Linked DNA regions of Mus musculus: region 2 is linked to region 1. The links are chromatin loops, found by intact Hi-C in ENCODE. Cell type or tissue: left cerebral cortex. All regions are shown on one strand. Each heading gives the region's core, and the rest is flanking DNA. Links, peaks and the distances in the headings are about the cores only. Region 1 holds the start of Iah1 (isoamyl acetate-hydrolyzing esterase 1 homolog). Region 2 overlaps Ywhaq (tyrosine 3-monooxygenase/tryptophan 5-monooxygenase activation protein theta).

Region 1 (8,811 bases), core at 519-8,518:
TTGTCACTGCTCAGGACTCTGAGTTACCCGGTCACCTACAGAAAGATTGGTGACTTCTAGCTTTGGGCCTAGTGTGGATAATGCTGTGAAAAACTACATAGTGCATGTGTACATGGCTGGCCAGCTGCCCTTCATATGACAACTAGCTTTTCCCGTATGTGTGTGTATATGTATATTAATGAATGTATATGTATGTATATACACACATATATATGCACTAAAATGTGTCTACATACATATACACATACATACATACATATGTTTTCAGGCTTTAAGACACAATAATTCAGCTAGAATGACCCCTCTAGCAGTAGATTTGTTAGTGAATATATATCACAGTTTTCCATGAACTGTGTCCTGCTTTTATATATCTGAACTTAAGGCATTTATGGTACTCTAGGTAACCCTTAGCTAAGGTTCTGGCTGTACTGGCTGCTGCGGCTCCTCCAGGCCTTTCTCCTGGTGAAAAGCATGACTGACATTCACGTCTTTTGAGACACAGTTTTATATGGCAGACTGGATGCAAACATGCTGTGCAGCTAGGGCTAGCCTTGAACTCCTGATCCTTCTACCCTCACCTCACTGGGATTACAGATGTGCATCACCATGCCCGTCTAGAGAGCTCTTCTAGGAAAGCTGCACACATCTTGTTTACCCGTGTGCTCCCAATAACCCTGAGAGGGCCGAGAAAACCTTGGTACCTGGCTGTCCTTCTGCATCAGGGTCCACAGGTCAAGGACATCAGTCCCACAGTCTCGGGCTACTTGTAAACACGCATTTGCATATTCACCAACAACTGAGTTCAGGCGGTTTAATTTGCAACCTGTTGGCGAAAACTCCAGAGGTCACTGGCAAACTTAGTGCTGGTCCTTTTGAAGGCCACATGGACTGGACAGCGTCTGATGCCACTGATGCCAGCATAGGGGCTGCAACAATGGCACAACAATGCAACAATGGCAGGAGTGCACCGTGGGGAGGAACAGCCAAGGAGCAGCCAGAGGCTCCTAAGGCACCAGGCCTGGTCAGGGTACTGAGGCTAAGCAGCTAGAGCATAGACCCCAGTGAGGTAGGTAAAGGGCAAGGAAGGGCATGGCTAGAAAGAAATGTCAAGATCATGAGAGAGAGAGACACACTGCTACTGAGACCTCCAGTGTCAACATGCAGCCAACAGCCACTGTAGTCACTAGGCACTACTACTCGGCTGTGCCTGTGAACATGCTCAGCCATTCTGAGGCTTTCCTAGTCTATGTGACAGCCATGCCTGTCCATTAATGCAGATTCCAGGACAAAATGGACAGATTCATTGCATGCCTGCCTACCTCCCAGCAGAATATCCAGTTGGTGGGGGAAGCCCGGCTGGGGGAGAATCACACATCTTCCTGAGAGGCTAGGGAAGGGATCTGGGGTATGGCAGGAGCCAGGCTGACCAGCTGTGTGAGGAAAAGAAAACTCTTCCCCAGTTTTGACAGCGGACCTGTGCTGAAAAGCCATTAGTGTGTCCCAGTCAAGCCTGTCCTCCAGTTTCAAGCAGCTTGGACAAAGTCCACAGTACACCTTTCCAGTCAAGTGTGTAAGCATGAGAGCTGTCGTGCTGAAGGGACAAAGTGGAGGGATTTTACCATCACACTTTGCCAACTGCCAAAGGAGACAAGACAGGAGGGGCTCCTGGCAGCTGAAGGGGCGGCCATCTGCAGAGCTCTATGCTGCAGGTGCCTTCCCTGTGCCAGGGGAGAATGCTGCAGATGGGGACTTGGTGTGAGCACCTGTGTGGCTGCCGGTGGGCTGTGTGTATCTTGGCATCTGGCAACTACAGACAGTGGGTTCTGGGTCATCAATGCCCTCCTGACTTACATACAACCAGGACACCCCCCCCCCATTTATGCCAAAAATAGTCTAGCAGTTCTCAACCGGTGGGCAACCCCACTCAAACAGCCCCTTTGGCAAACTTCTTCTCCAAAAATGTTCACACTGCGATTCATAAGAGTAGCAAAATTGCAGCTCTGAAGTAGCAATGAAATACTTTTATGGTTGGAGGTCAGCACAACATTGTGTGAAAGCGTTGCAGCATTAGGAAGGTTGAGAAGCACTGCTCTAGAGAAAGACTCGATTCTCACTTGACTGAAAATGGGACAGGTCCCTCCATCGAGTGGAGGCCCTCAGCGCCCACACCTCAGCTGTGATCGATGCCCACCCTCAGCTCTGACAGGCTGAGGCCTGCTCCTCACCCTTCAGGACGCACTCCTTCTCCCAGGCGGCTTCGCAGAGCGGGGGTGGCGTGATAAGGATGACCCGCTCCCTGGGGACGTCCACAGACCTCAGGTACTGCACCATGTCCCTCAGGTTTGCGCTGTACTCATCCAAGGGGACGTGCTGCTTGGGGTTCTCATCTGTTCAAGACATGCAGCTCAGTCTCATGGTTTATAGAAACAATGGCAAACATGATGAGTATACTTTTGTTTATTTTTTTCCTTTTTGAGACAGTCGCTCATAGCCCAGGCAGGTTCTAAATTCACTATATAGCCAAGACAGGGTCTTACTATAGTCCAGAGAGCTTGGAACTTGCTATGTAGACCAGGCTGGCCTAGAACTCAGAGATCTTCTTGCCCTTGCCCTGGCCTCCCAAGTGCTGGGATTAAAAGCCTACACACCCACACTTAGCCTTAGTTTTATGTCAGACTGGGAAGGGAAGTGAACTGGACAGGCAAGCACTCGACCCACTGTGTGATAGCCCTATGATATTCCTAGGCCTCTGTGTTCTCTCTCTCTCTCTCTCTCTCTCTCTCTCCCTTCCTCTTCCCCTCCCTCTCACCCCTTCCCTGTTCTCTCTGCCCAAAGATTTCTTTATTTATTATACATAGTACATTGTAGCTGTCTTCAGACACACCAGAAGAGGGAGTCAGGTCTCATCACGGATGGTTGTGAGCCACCATGTGGTTGCTGAAATTTGAACTCAGGACCTTCAGAAGAGCGGTCTGTGCTCTTACCCTTTGGGCCATCTCTCCAGCCCGGCCTTTGTGTTTTGAAGACAGGCTGGCCCAGACCATGCAGTGATTCTTCTGTCTCAGCCTCCCCAGGCTAAGACCACAAGTATGTGCCACCACACCCAGGCAGGAATATATTTTTGCAAATTTTCAGTGTCACAGAGGAACTGTTGAGTTCCGAGACACAAAGAAAAGACTCCTTCCTCTTCAACCCATTTACTTGCATGGCTCACAGCTCAGGCCTCGGAGGCTGGCTAGGAGATTTTCAGTGTCCAGGTCTTTTCTCTAGGTTCCCCATCATCCGTAAGGCTGATGTGTAGGCTATGATGTAAGACTGCCCTACCTTCACTGACACTGGCTTTAACCCTCTGAAGCTCACAGTGTGCTCACTGGGAGCTGAGGTAATGGCAGGTCTGCCTCTTAAACTAGCCGTGAAAACCAGTCAAGTGTGTAAAGTCGCTCATCAGGCTTGCTGCCAGTCAGGCTGGCACACAAGCACTAGGCTCTCCGCAGACTCCGTGCGAAACACAGAGAGTAAAAAGCAAAGTTACCCATGAACCATCCTGGCCAGTCTTTCTCCATAATCACGTGATCTCCCATCACTTGAGAGGTAGAGGCAGAAAGATCAACTAGCCTTAGCTACTTAGTGAGTTTGAGGCCAGCCTGGGCTACAGGAGATCATGTCTCAAAAAATCAAACAAACAAAAAAACTAACAAAAAAGGACCCTTCTTTGTCACTAGAGGGTACATGAGCCTAGTCCTCCCCAAAAAACCAAAAACCTAACAAAGAGGACACTCCTCTGTCACCAGGGGGCGCATGCCCCAGAAGCAAGCCTTCTGCTGCCAACTGTATCAGCTGAGGACTTAGAGGGCAGGAACAGACAATGAAAAGTACTTTCAGGTGAGTTCAAGGAGGCGGTCATATGGGAAATGAGCCCTAGAGTACCTGAGCCAAATCTGACCACATCAAAGCCCAAAGAAACCCACACAGGCGAGCGAGCCCCAGGAACACTCAGTTCCCGGGAAAGCTTTCTACTGGGAGATACAGAAGCAGTCTGGTGGGAGAGTAATATAAACATGTATTTGTTTGAGTCCAGGCAAACCAAAGGTGATCTAGGGATGTCCTTACCTTTGAGTGAAGAGTCATTGGCACCAAAGAAGATTGTAACGGCCACTGGGTTTTCCATCCCAGGCCCTTTCCTGATAAGTCTTGGGAGGATAATCTTGGCCCATCTGGTGTTATAACCTGAAAATCCACGATTCAGAACATCACACTTTCTGAAAGAAATTGGTTAAAAAGATGGGTTATGAGCTAAGAGCATAACCTAGTCCTGGGAGCTGTCCATAATTAACCCGTGTTCTGTGAACCTTATGGGAACGCTCACCCTGCCCAGACTCCTCATGTCCCTCAATGAGATATGAATTCCATACAAGGGTCTAATTCTATACATTTTAGTGGTGACTCAAGGTACATCTAAAATGGACTTTCCGATAGACGTTAACCAAACGGGTACAGAACGTTAGGAACCCACTAACAGGCTGGTTTGAAAGGTTCCAGGAAGGCAGAGCAGCCAATACAAGTGCTGCTGGTTCCCATGTGGTAGAAACTCGATTTTGTTGAACCTGAATTCCTTTCCTTTAACATGTATCCAGGAGGGGAAAGCTAGCAGATAAAAGCCTCCACCATTCACTCTGACTATGCTTCCCACCAGAAAGTAGCCAAGTACAATCTAGGAACTGTTCTTACCTGACTAGTCTGTCAGCCAGCAACGAGCCCCATCCACCCTGCTGGAAAGAAAACTGAAGAAAGAAGTCTGTTACTACCCACACAGCTATACACTATGGCATGGTGGTGGGCCAGGCCTGTTAGATGCAGACTCCGTTTAGACACTCCCAGGCTTCTTTCTTGCCTTCCTTGCTTGGGAAGGTATTTTGAGAATTACTGTGGCTTCACTTGGAAACTCTCTGGACATGAGAGGGTTTTACTGTGACCTAACATTAGAGACATTCGTTATCTGAACAGCAGAAAGCTCAACTATGTTGAGTCAGCTGACATAATGTTATCCCATTTCTCCACAGCTGAAAACTAAGGAAGCCTATGCTCTATTGATTTCCCTGACAGTCATGGCAATCCTCCAGCAGTATTGCGCCATCTCGCCCACTCACAAAAACTTAATGCCCAATATCTAAAAACAATGTTGCCAATTACTAGGGAAAGCCAAGCCCGCGTACGAGTAAATTGTGGAGAAGCGTCTTTTTTTGTTTTGTTTTGTTTTTTAATCTCCCTGAAGGAAGGCATCTTGAAGAATTTCCTCAATCGGGAACTATATGTTTTCAGATAGGGTTACTTTTTCATGCTGTTGAAAGCATTGTTTTCAAAAACCACTTGGTACTGGACCTAAGCCGCTTGAGGAAGAGAGGAGTGAACTAGTCGGTTCAAAGTTCAAAGTAGCTTCGGTGAAGAACCCGCAGGAGGTTGCAACCAAGCGAAGGCGGACCCTTTAAGCTCCCGTGCACCCCGACGCGCACCGGGCCATCCAGAGTCCGGGGGAGTCGGGCAGCTCGGGATCCGTACCGGCTCGCGGAGCACGGTGGGGTGGGGGAGAACCGCGCCTGGACTGCTCCGACACGCACGCGGATGCAGCCGAGGGTGCGGCGGGTACCTGCGTGATGGAGTCCCCGAAGAGCAACACGCGAGGCCAGAGCAGAGCGCTCCCGCTAGCAGCTCGCTCGCACAGCGACATGGTAGAAAGCCCAAAACCCCGCAGGGCTGCGCCGGATGTGGAGGAGCCTCGCGCCGTGGGCGGAGCTAGCTGCGGGCGGGGCTAGCCGTGGGCGGGGTGAGCCCCAGATCAAACCTCTTTGCACTCAGGTCTCCTGAAGCGAGTGTCCCCGGCCGGGTGAGTCCTGCCACCGGTTCACCCCAACCCCGCCTCTCCGAGACTGGGGATAGCTGTGGTGCTTGGAAATCTCGTTTTTAGCAGGAGCACTCGTCCATTTTTGGCCATGCCCAAGTGGAGGATTTCCTCTTCCAGTACTGGACTTGATGGGCACAGTAAAAGATAGAGGTGTCTAGGGACCCTCACTGTAGACCGCCTGACTTCACGGTATCACATGCCCCAGCTATTAAAAGGAAATTTCTAGTTTTATGTAATAAATTTTTGTATGTTATGGGGGCCCTAGGCTTTTGGTATAGGCCAAAAACATGGGAATTTGGCTGTTTTATAGAAATTTCATTTTAAGGAAGTCAGATTTACACTGTTAGCAAAGCACCGGAGCGTTTACACACCCAAGAGGGTAGGTAGACAAGACAGGCTACATGGGCGAAGTTCTTTGCCTTGATAGTGTGCTCTGAAGGAGAAGCACTCCCTTGAGAAGGGTGACAATCCCAGCAAGGAACTGAAGTGTTGCTATTTTACATAGATAGCAAACCTGGCCTCCAGGTTCTTTCAGCATCGCTGCTCAGCCCCTACCTGGTACCCTGCCCCCAACCCTGGACTGTCCAGCACAGGGGCTGGACTCTTCTGTAGTAGTCAATGAACTTTTTTTTTTAAGATTTGTTTATGTATATGAGTACGCTGTTCAGATGGTTGTGATTGTTGGGAATTGAATTTAGGACCTCTGCTTGCTCTGGTCCAGCCCCAAGACTTATTTATTACTATATGTAAGTACACTGTAGCCATCTTCAGACAGCAGATCTCATAACGGGTGGTTGTGAGCCACCATGTGGTTGCTGGGATTTGAACTCAGACCTTCAGAAGAGCAGTCAGTGGTCTTACCCGCTGAGCCATCTTGACAGCCCTGGGACCAGTGAACTTGATGGCCCAACAAACCTGCGTTTTTTATGTACTTGAATCTGGCTTGAACTGACTAATTTTAACATCAGAGAAACATCACTGAGCTCCACCCACTTTCTCCTTGGTCTGAATTTTATGTCCTTTAGAAAACCAGACTAATGAACTAACTCACACTACATCTGAGGCATAAAACCCCATCTCTGAATTGAACATGTAGATCCCATAACAGATGAGTCCTAAAAGTGGTGGTTTTAGAATCATAAGCCAAGGAATTGGGTAAGGGTGTGGAGAACAGGGGTTTCAAAGCTGTGGCACAACATTTGCATTCAACTCAAAACTCAGATTTGCCAGTACAGACCAGAGGAAGACAGACGGAGAGCTGAAGATTTCAGCATACACTGCGGAAAGTGCCTGGAGGCAGACTCAGTGTGGTGCTCAGGCAGAAGTGGCTCCCTTGAGGATTAGTTGGAGAATAAAGGACACATCAGTTGGTGGTCCTGCAGTAGTCAAGCCATCTGATGCAAAAGTAAACAGGCACCCCCGGAGAAACTAAGGTTATTTTATTTGAAGAACAGAAGTTAACTCTTGGCTGAGTGTAAAAAAGTCTGGGAGTCTGGGAGGCAAGGCTGTCAGTGCACCGGCGTCAGAGCCTCGTACAGTCTCTGGGCGGCCAGTTCCACCATTTCTCGGAGGGATTCATCATCTTCACTTCCTTCTTCACATTCTACAGCCTGAAAATAAAAGCGCCAACTTCAGCCTAGAATTATCCCCTGCATGAAAATGAGCACTCTAAGCCCTGGAGGCAGATTGCCAGGATATGAGCCACAGACTCACCCTCCTGTCACCTGCAGTATCTCTGTCAACACAGTGACTGGAGAGCCAAGGGTGGGGTGGGGTGGGGGTGGGGGATGCCTAGAGCTTTGGACCAAAGAAAGCCCCCATCTCTGTTCATTTCTTGATGGCCATGCAACTGAGCCCGTGTAATACGAATTACTGAGCCAGCAATGAACTTGGTGAATTGTTCACCGCTGGGTGTGAATTTGACTTTAACCATCCAACAGCCACTGCCTTGCGGCTGCTGATTTAAACTGTTAGTCTCACTGTACACACGGTACTCCACTCTTGTTGTAGCCCAGGCTAGGCTGGAGCTGGGGATCGTCTGCCTCAGCTCCCTGAGCAGTGGCTTACAGACATGCATTACATTACCCACCGAGCTTAGAGCAGCTCATGTGGTACAGCCCAGCTACAGAGCACAGTTCCAGCCCAGCCTGGACTATAGTGTTACTGTTTTAAAGCTGGTGTAGTGATGCCTGCCGGATACTCCAGCAATGGTGAGGCTAAGGCCAGCCTGGACTACAGGATAAGAACCTATCTTGTAAGACCCAAGGCTTCGTTCCACTAAGGCACTCACCATCTGAGCCACCAAACTGCTCCATCTAACTGCCAGGGCTGCAGTCTTATTCCTATTGTCACCCTACTCCTCAAAAGTCTTGACACACTTGGATAGCTACGTACCCGAGTCTCCAGATTAATATTTGCTGTTTTCCCGTCCACTGTGACACTGAGGACGGAGTCATCTTTCACACTGACACAGTCTTCTCCAAATATGTCCCTTTAAGTGAACAGAAATTCGGCATTACTGGGAAAGTCCAAATTCACCTGTTTGGGGAGGAGGTCCAAGTCCTTCTCTAACTCGTCCAAGTTAGGATGCTTTTAGCTGCCCAGGAGACATCAACTTACAACAACTACTAAAACAGCTCGACCCACGAGAGTGCTGTACTGGTTTTGCTTTTGTTTTTAATTTAATACTGAGGATTAAGCTTGGGGCCTCACACACATTAGGCAGAGACATGGCACACCCCACAGCCTATTCTGAGATAGGGTCTTACTACATTGCCTAGAATGGCCACCAGTTTCTATGCAGCTACAATATGCTTGCACTGTGACCCTCCAGTTTGGGACTAACTAGGGCAATACAGTGAAATAATCTCTTAAAACATGAAACAAAACAGAAAACCAACAAAAAGCCATTA
Region 2 (8,811 bases), core at 535-8,534, 77 kb before region 1:
TAATAACCTATGGGTTTTTGGGGAGCAGCTTTATCCACTCATACAAGGTGCCTCTTCAGGTTTCTTCATATCACTTTGAGCTTGACCCTCTTCTACCTGCTTCCTTCCTCTATCTCCCTGCCTGTCCTCAGATCACCTTCCCCTGCCACCTTTCCTAACCTAGAGGCTATCTCAGGGCCAGGTTTTTAAGATTTATTTTATTATGTACGTGAGTACTCTGTCGCTTTCTTCAGACAAAGCAGAAGAGGGCATCATCAGATCCTATCACAGATGGTTGTGAATCGCCATGTAGTTGCTGGGAATTGAACTCAGGACCTCTGGACGAGCAGTCAGTGTTTGTTCTTAACCACTGAGCCATCTCTCCAGCCCCTCCCCCCCCTTAAAAGCTAACTTTTATAGCATCTCATTCATTCATCTTTCAAAACGTGAGGGTGCATAGTTCATGATGTGCTTACCTTAAGACTGAGCACTTCTTGAGGGCAGCATGAACCTTATTTCAGGCTTTTTAATGTGTTTACGCAAACACAGGTTTATGGCACCGAACTAAGCAGGTATCAGTTAATATTGGGTAAATAGACTACTGACTGGACAAGCTTCTTCTAACAACAGTATTTGCTGTTATCTAAGTTTTTTGCTATAAACCATGGGCTGAATCATTTAAGGCCTGCCGGGGAAGCTAGTATAAAAACCTAACCTTGAAACCATATTTCAGGTCCAGGTTTGAATGATAGATAGTCAAAAGTATAAGTTGTCTGTGATTAAATGGCATTTTACTAGTTTTTGTTTTGTTTATTTATTCATTTATTTTTAGGAATTGTTGGATAAGTATTTAATAGCCAATGCAACTAATCCAGAGAGTAAGGTCTTCTATCTGAAAATGAAGGGAGATTATTTCCGGTATCTTGCTGAAGTAGCTTGTGGCGATGATCGAAAACGTAAGTATATTTGACCCACGGGTAAATCCAGAATACATAAAAAGAAGTGGGAATGGGTAGTCACTTGTCACTGTGACAAAATAACCCGAGAAAGATAGCTTGAAAGGAGAGAGTTACATTGGTTTCAAAGGATTGGTTCATTAGTTAATTCTGTTAGTGTGGACCCTGAAGTAGGCAGAACTTCACAGGAATTGCTCATTTAATTGCATCCAAGAAGCAAGAGGGTGGGGATCTAGAGACAATGTCTATCTTTTCAGGAAACACTCCTTTGGCCTGTTTCCTTTAACTAGCTCCTGCCTCCTGGATTTCATCACATCCTGATAATACCATTATCAAAGGTCTGATCCATTGGACTGATCAGTACACTAAGTTTGTAGTTCTTAAAAGCCATACAAACTTTCAACCCTATCTTTAACACGTGCCTTAGAGAGTATTTCATATTCAAACCATAACAGGATAATTAGCCACATGTAGGGTAGTAATCTGTAGGTAGTTTGCAGGTTCTTTGTAACTTAAAAATAAAAAATTATATGTCTTGTCCCAGTGGATGCCCCCACACCTGTGCCCATATGGCAACACTTAATTAGATAGGGAGGGATATTAAGTACAACCAAAACAAAGACAAGCATGGGGATGATGGGGTAGGGGCACTAAGAGTGTTTTGGAGAGGATGATGGTGGGTGGATATGATTAAATTGTTTAAATGTATGAAAATTTAAAAGAATAAACAAATGGTATTTAAATTAAAAAAATTGTTTTTCTGTGTATACATGTTTTGCTTGTGTGTGCTTGGGTGCCTGGTGCCTTTGGAGGCCCTGGAACTAGAGTTTACAGATGGTCGAGCTGCTGTGTGGCCTTGGAATTGAACCTGGGTTCTCAGGAAGAACCACCTGTATCTTAACCACTGAAATATTTCTCCATCTACATCAAAGAAAATAACAAAAGTCTTTAAAATGAACACTTGTAGTGGTACACATCCTTGGTCCTAGAACTTGCGAGGCAGACAGGTGGATCTCTGTGAGTTCAAGGCCAGCCTGGTCTGCATGATGAGATTTATGATAGCCAGAGCTATGAAGAGATACCCTGTCTCAAAAAAGAAGTATTTTATATAAAGGAAATTGAATTTCTTTTTTTGATTGTATTTCTGAAAATGAAAACACTGCAGCATCTAGGAAGCTGGAGCAGGAGAATTGTCAGAACAACCTGGACTACATAGTGAGACCCTGCCTCAAAAAAAAAAAAAAAAAGAAATGAATTTATCCTCAACAAAGTTGGGCTCATGGGTGAACTCTAATTGTGCTTTTATATTACAAGCAGCCTTAATCTTTCATGCTTTGGGAGTTTGTTAAAATTATAGCTCTAATTCTATGTAATTCTAATTCCTTACATAACACTTCTATATTTCTAATAAAATTATATGTAGAATATAGAAATAGGATGTTGCTGGTTATTTGTGTAGGGTATGTGTGCTAGAGCTTGAAACCAGGACTTCACACAGAATATTTACTTTTTTTCAGTATGTGTGTGCCTGAATGCCATAGCACACATGTAGGGATCAGAGGACATCTACCATGTGGGTTCCAAGGATCAAACTTGTGCTGTCAAGCTTGTTTGGTGTCAAGCAACTTTATCTACTGTCTTACTGGTCCAAATAGGTTTTTGTTTAAGTATACTGGAGCTGTGGTGATCAGAATGACTCATAGCCAGATACCTATGTTGAAGTTGTTAGCATGTTGTATATTGGATAGATGCTTTGGCTGTTGTGCTTAACTTTTTTCCCGTTTTCAACTCACAGAAACAATAGAAAATTCCCAAGGAGCCTACCAAGAGGCGTTTGATATAAGCAAGAAGGAGATGCAGCCTACGCATCCAATCCGCCTGGGGCTGGCTCTTAACTTTTCTGTATTTTACTATGAGATCCTTAATAATCCAGAGCTTGCCTGCACACTGGCTAAAACGGTAAGATTGCTGTTGGGTTCATCCCTCTTTTTATGAGGATGTTTGAGAAACTAAGTATATTAATTTTTAAGTATTTGGATGCTCAAGGGAGGCCATTTTCATGTGTGTGTTAGACAGTTTCTCTATTACTGACTCTCCTCCATCCCTACCCCCCAAACTGCACCAGTTCCTGTAAGAATTATACTAAGTGTTGTTTAATGTACTGTGTATCTTGTGATAAACCAACAAATGCTTGTAAATATTTAGAGTGAGTTTCAGATTATATTGGGGGGGGGTTGGTTCGAGACAGGGTTTCTCTGTATAGCCCTGGCTGTCCTGTAACTCATTTTGTAGACCAGAAATCCGCCTGCCTCTGCCTCTCAAGTGCTGGGATTAAAGGCGTGCCACCACGCCCGGCTAAATTTTTTTTTTAAGATTATTTATTTTAGGGCTGGTGAGATGGCTCAGCGGGTAAGAGCACTGACCACTCTTCCAAAGGTCCTGAGTTCAAGTCCCAGCAACCACATGGTGGCTCACAACCATCCGTAATGAGATCTGACGCCCTCTTCTGGAATGTCTGAAGACAGCTACAGTGTACTTACTTATGATAAATAAATAAATCTTTTTTTTTTTTTTAATTACTTATTTTAGCTGGGCAGTGTTGGCGCATGCCTGGGGAGCAGCACTTGGGAGGCAGAGGCAGGTGGATTTCTGAGTTCGAGGCCAGCCTGGTCTACAGAGTGAGTGCCAGGACTGCACAGAGAAACCCTGTCTCGAAAAACCAAAAAAGAAAAAGATTATTTACTTTATGTATATGAATACGATGTAACTGTCTTCAGACACACCAGAAGAAGGCATCAGACCTCACTATAGATAGTTGTGAGCCACCATGTGGTTGCTGAGAATTGAACTCAGGACATCTGAGAGAGTAGTCAATGCTCTTAACTACTGAACCATCTCATCATCCAGCGCCCCCCCCCCTTTTTTTTTTTAAGAAGCAGAGCAAGTATAGCTTTAGTGAGGAAAGGTGAGGCCAGAACTCTCCCGAATTGGGGCATGGGGGCAGGGGAGTGGGACTTGAAGTGAGGAACACTCACAAAATCTTAAACTGGGGCTCCAAGGGAGTACTTCCATAGTGTTACCCTGTAGCGTAATGTGGTTGTACACACGGTTGTATTTGCAGACTGGCTAGCTTCTGTTCCTGAACTAAATGTATAATACTACAAATGTTAACTTTACCAGGCTTTTGATGAGGCCATCGCAGAGCTTGATACACTGAACGAAGACTCCTACAAAGACAGCACCCTCATCATGCAGTTGCTTAGAGACAACTTAACAGTGAGTTGTTCACTATTAACATGTCTGTTTTCAGAAACAACAGTAATTTCGTTTTGGGGGGGTACAGTTATAGAAAAGTTATAGCCTCTTTTTTTATTGTCATTTTTGAGACAGGGTTTCTCTGAGTAGCCTCCTTGGCTGTCCTGGAAATCACTCTGTGGACCATTCTGGCTTCATACACACAGATATCCACTTGCCCTGCCTCCCAAGTGCTGGGATTAAAGATGTGCACTACTACTGTAGGACTAGAGCTATGGTCTCTTACAAAATTTGGAGAAATGTCTTCATGATGACAAAGTATTTTATCAGACCTTTCTATGAAAGTAGAATATAGTATTATCATTACTTTTAGACTTAGTGGAATGTGTTGGTAACAACAGTTAATGTAGAGAGCTTGTCTAGTTCTAGTATTTCCTTTCTTTGGGTAAATTAGATATAACAAATTAGAGATTCTATATGTGTTGCAAACTCCTTATTTTACTAAAAGTTTCCTTGGAGGGCTAGAGAGATGATTCAGTGGTTAGGAACATTGGTTGCTATCTCAGAGGGCCTGGGTTTGAGTCTCAGTGCCCACATAGTGATTCACAATGGACTAACTCTTGTCCTAAGGAACCCCTCCCATGGGCACTGTACACACATAATATGCAGGCAGCATGTCTGTGCCTATAAAGGTTTAATTTTTTTCTGTTGTGTTTGAATATTTGATAGAGGGTTTCTTATTTTGCATTCTATTGCAGTGTGAAAACATGGTGACTAAAAAAGTATTGGGAAGAGAAGAATTTATTTCAGTTTAGATTTTACACTCCAGCATGGAGGGAAGTCAGGGGGTGGGCGGTGGTGGTACCACCTTTAATTTCAGCACGTAGGACAGAGGCAGGAAGATCTCTGTGAGGTTGAGGTCAGCCTGGTGTATATAATGAGTACCGGGATAGCTAGGACTATACAGAGAAAGAAATCCTGTCTCAAAAGAAGAGGGAAGTCAGGACAGGAACTGAAGCAGAGGCCATGGAGGAGTGCTGCTTTTACTCACTTGTTTCCATGACTTAGTCTGCTTTCTTTTATAACCCAGAAGTACATGCTCAGGGGTGACACTTCTTCCCATAGTGAAGCTAGGCCCTCTCATGCCAATCATTAATCAAGAAAATGCTGCCAATCTGATGGAGGCATTGCTTCAGTTAAGGTTCCCTCTATCCGGATGACTTTGGCTTTTGTCAGATTTACAAAAACGAAAAGAACTGACACAGGCTAAGCCTATGTGTAAGTTTACCTCTGCTTATAAGCTAAAGCCCGTTTTATCTTTTCCTTTGGTTTTTCTTCCTCATTCTTAAGCAGTAGGTAAAGGATGCATTAGTGTTCTGTCCTTGTGACAAACCGGATTAGACAACTTTAAAACAATGCTGAGTTTAGGATTCACGAGTGTAAAGGTTTCAGTCCCCAGTAGTAGCGTGGGTGCATTGTGTTGAACAGCTTGACAGGTTCAGTGAAGTGAAGGCCTGCATCTCCCCTGGCAGCCATAGGAAAGACACCTATCAGTGTCCTTCAAGGGTGCTCCCACAATGACCCAGCTTTCCATAACTTGATAGCTCCTCTAAAGGATTGTACTACCTCTCTAAAGGTACAGCATGAGGAGCTGAGAGTTTAACTTAAGCCTGTGGGGACATTTCATACCAAAGTATAGCAAGAAACAATTGAGAAATGGTGAGGCTTGAACTTAGTCATTTTCTGTGTTCAAGTAAATTTGATAGGATAATATTTTAGACTGAAGACAGAGAGAACCAGGAGGGAATGATGCCTTTTAATATAAATAGAGTTTTCCCAGCATCTGGTTGTGCTGCTGTAGCTTTCACTTTCACTGTGTGGTATTAATATTACAGTGTTTTTAAAGTTCCATATCTGTTCAGTTCTCCTGAGCAGATGATGAGTTCATGGAAAAGGAAATCAGGAAAGCGCTGTGTGTTCTTAGATGTCAGCAGAGCAGAGCCACACACAGCTGCTCCTATGAATTGACTGTAAGCTTCATGGACTCAGGACTGTTTACTTTAATAGTGATTTAAGATCTTTATTTATTTGTTTGTTTGTTTGTTTATTATATGTAAGTACACTGTAGCTGTCCTCAGACACTCCAGAAGAGAGAGTCAGATCTCGTTACGGATGGTTGTGAGCCACCATGTGGTTGCTGGGACTTGAACTCCGGACCTTCGGAAGAGCAGTTGGGTGCTCTTACCCACTGAGCTATCTCACCAGCCCTATTTATTTATTTAATGTATTTGAGTACACTGTAGTTGTGCAGATGGTTGTGGGCCTTCGTGTGGTTGTTGGGGATTGAAATTTTAGGACCTCTGCTCACTCCAGTCAACTCCGCTCCACCCAAAGATTTATTTATTACTATACATAATTACACTGTAGCTGACCAGATGCACCAGAAGAGGGCGTCAGATCTCATTATGGGTGGTTGTGAGCCATCATGTGGTTGCTGGGATTTGAACTCAGGACCTTGGGAAGAACAGTCCATGCTCTTGCCATCCCAAGCCTACTTTTTCCTTTTTTTTTGTTTTGTTTGTTTGGTTGTTGTTGTTGTTTGTTTATTTGTTTGTTTGGGTTTTCAAGACAGAGTATCTCTGTATAGTTCTGGCTGTCCTGGAACTCACTTTGTAGACCAGACCAGAGGCTGGCCTCAAACTCAGAAATTTGCCTGCCTCTGCCTCCATAGTGCTGGGATTAAAGGCGTACACCACCACCGCCCACCTCCAAGCTTGCTTTTTCTTAAGTTGCAAGTAGCATCTTAGTGTTGATAAATTACGTTTTCTGAACTGATTACAGTTAGTATTGACAGTGGACATTTTGCTTCCTCTTTTCAGTCTTAACTAGAGACATCTTGGAATACTCTAGTTTTAGCATTCAGTTAATGCACACATATTCATGCTATGTAGCCTTTATCACATATCACCATTTAAATTTCTGTCGGTACAGAGTAATTCTGTTGCTTTTTCTGTTACTCCTTCATGTACTTGGAAATAGTTAACAAGACCATGATTTTCTCCTTATATAGTTCTTGCTTTATTAGTCTCATAAATTATATTTAAACACTGTTTTCAAGGAAAGTGTTTCACTATTGAGAATGAAGAACATGAAATTCTCAGCACTTTGTATATTCTGTAATTACAGTTTACTTGTGTGGAATTGGAAACTGTCTCAGTCTGCTTTTCATTGCTGTCATAAAGTCCATGACCAAAACAACTTGGGTAGAAGTATGTATTTATTTGATTTACATGTTATAATCCATTCTTGAGGACAGTCAGAGCAGGACCTCCAGGAGGAACCTGTAGATGAATGATAGATACTGTCCACAGAACACATGTATGAATATATGTAGTTAATGTGACATTGTAAATGTCTGTTAGGCTATGTTTTAAAGGGGTGATAGATAGTTCTCAGTTTGAGAAAGGACAGTCTTCATCATCATCTTGCTTAAAGGATTGGTGTTTTAAGGGACTTCATGCTTGGATGGAAGTAATAAGTTAACATAGTTCTCTTTTTCTTCTTTTGTAGTTATGGACATCAGACAGTGCAGGAGAAGAATGTGATGCAGCAGAGGGGGCCGAAAACTAAAGGCATCCAGGGCACCAACCTCCTTCCCCTCAAGAAAACCTTTTTACATCTCCATTCCTTATTCCACTTGGATTTCCTCTAGCAAGGAAGCCCATTCGTGTGTATGGGATCAACTGTTTATATAGTCTTTTCACACTGCAGCTTTGGGAAAACTCCATCCCTTGGTTTGTGTTATCTCCGCCTTCCTGGTGTGCAGTTACTGCTGTAGAAAAGTATCAATAGCTTCATTTCATAGAAACACGAGTAACTTCCAGACACTTGTGTAGAGGAGTGACAGCACACTTGGTATTTAAGTAATCTGAACCAGTTCTACAAGTGACTGTGTTTTGTATTACTGCGAAGATATGGAAAATGTAGTGCATTACAATTTAAAGTAATTGTAATAATAACGTCTTGATTTCTACATTCCTTTTCTGAACCTTCTTGGAGGTTTCCTTTCAGAAGCAACTTTTCCATGCTCTTACTACAAATTCCTTTTTAGTAGGAATCCAGAAGTGTTAGATTGAATGGGAAAGCGCTTAATGCATCCGGGCTTGGGGTCACAGATCGAAATGTCTCCTGTGTCACATATTCTGGAGGTTACATCTTTCTGTGACAACAGGGAGTTTCCTTATGCATTCTTCATTTGCTGCTGTTTAAGTTGACAACTTCCTTCCCAATAAAAATTCACTTACACCTCCTGCCTTCGTAGCTCTGGTATTCACTTTACCTTGTGATAGAAGTAGCATGTTGCTGCCAGAATACAAGCATTGCTTCGGGCAAATTAAAATGCATGTCCTTTCTTAATACACTAGGAAGGAGAAATAAAGTCCACAAGTCCAAGCCTGCACTTCAATACTTTTCCATGCAGAGTTGTGCACATGGGAGAGGGTATCCGGTTTGTCCAGTGATTGTTCTTTAGAGAGTTGGACCACTATATTGTGTGTTTGCTAATCATTGACTGTAGTCCCAAAAAAGCCTCGTGGAAATGTTATGCCCTATGTAACAGCAG

Evidence for each region. A loop is a pair of places that touch in the nucleus more often than their neighbours do. Peaks named below come from ENCODE experiments on the same cell type or tissue, not always from the same donor. Only the 100,000 strongest peaks of a DNase experiment are listed, where the experiment ranks them.
Region 2: it touches region 1 in a loop (2.0-fold over the local background); 3 of 42 quality-filtered maps call a loop at or near these places.

What each region holds. Positions count from the first base shown.
Region 1 is chr12:21,313,346-21,322,156 of GRCm38, reverse strand. Cpsf3 (cleavage and polyadenylation specificity factor 3) reads right to left here. Exons shown (of 18, transcript NM_018813.3): 17 at 8,294-8,390; 18 at 7,101-7,509. The coding sequence ends at 7,408. Iah1 (isoamyl acetate-hydrolyzing esterase 1 homolog) reads right to left here and starts at 5,765. Exons shown (of 6, transcript NM_026347.3): 1 at 5,645-5,765; 2 at 4,729-4,781; 3 at 4,111-4,259; 4 at 2,226-2,387; 5 at 702-823. The coding sequence starts at 5,725. In left cerebral cortex, for the core only: CTCF peaks have their summits at 2,912 (motif pointing right) and 3,789 (motif pointing right); DNase peaks (open chromatin) are centred at 4,856, 5,042, 5,734, 6,742 and 1 more place; H3K4me3 peaks cover 1,343 bases; H3K27ac peaks cover 903 bases.
Region 2 is chr12:21,390,365-21,399,175 of GRCm38, reverse strand. It overlaps Ywhaq (tyrosine 3-monooxygenase/tryptophan 5-monooxygenase activation protein theta), which reads left to right. Exons shown (of 5, transcript NM_011739.3): 2 at 812-935; 3 at 2,731-2,894; 4 at 4,116-4,211; 5 at 7,761-8,811. The coding sequence ends at 7,820. It also overlaps F630048H11Rik. Among named protein-coding and RNA genes, the nearest start is that of Adam17, 21 kb to the right of the region's middle. In left cerebral cortex, for the core only: no CTCF peak of the experiment used is centred there; no DNase peak of the experiment used is centred there.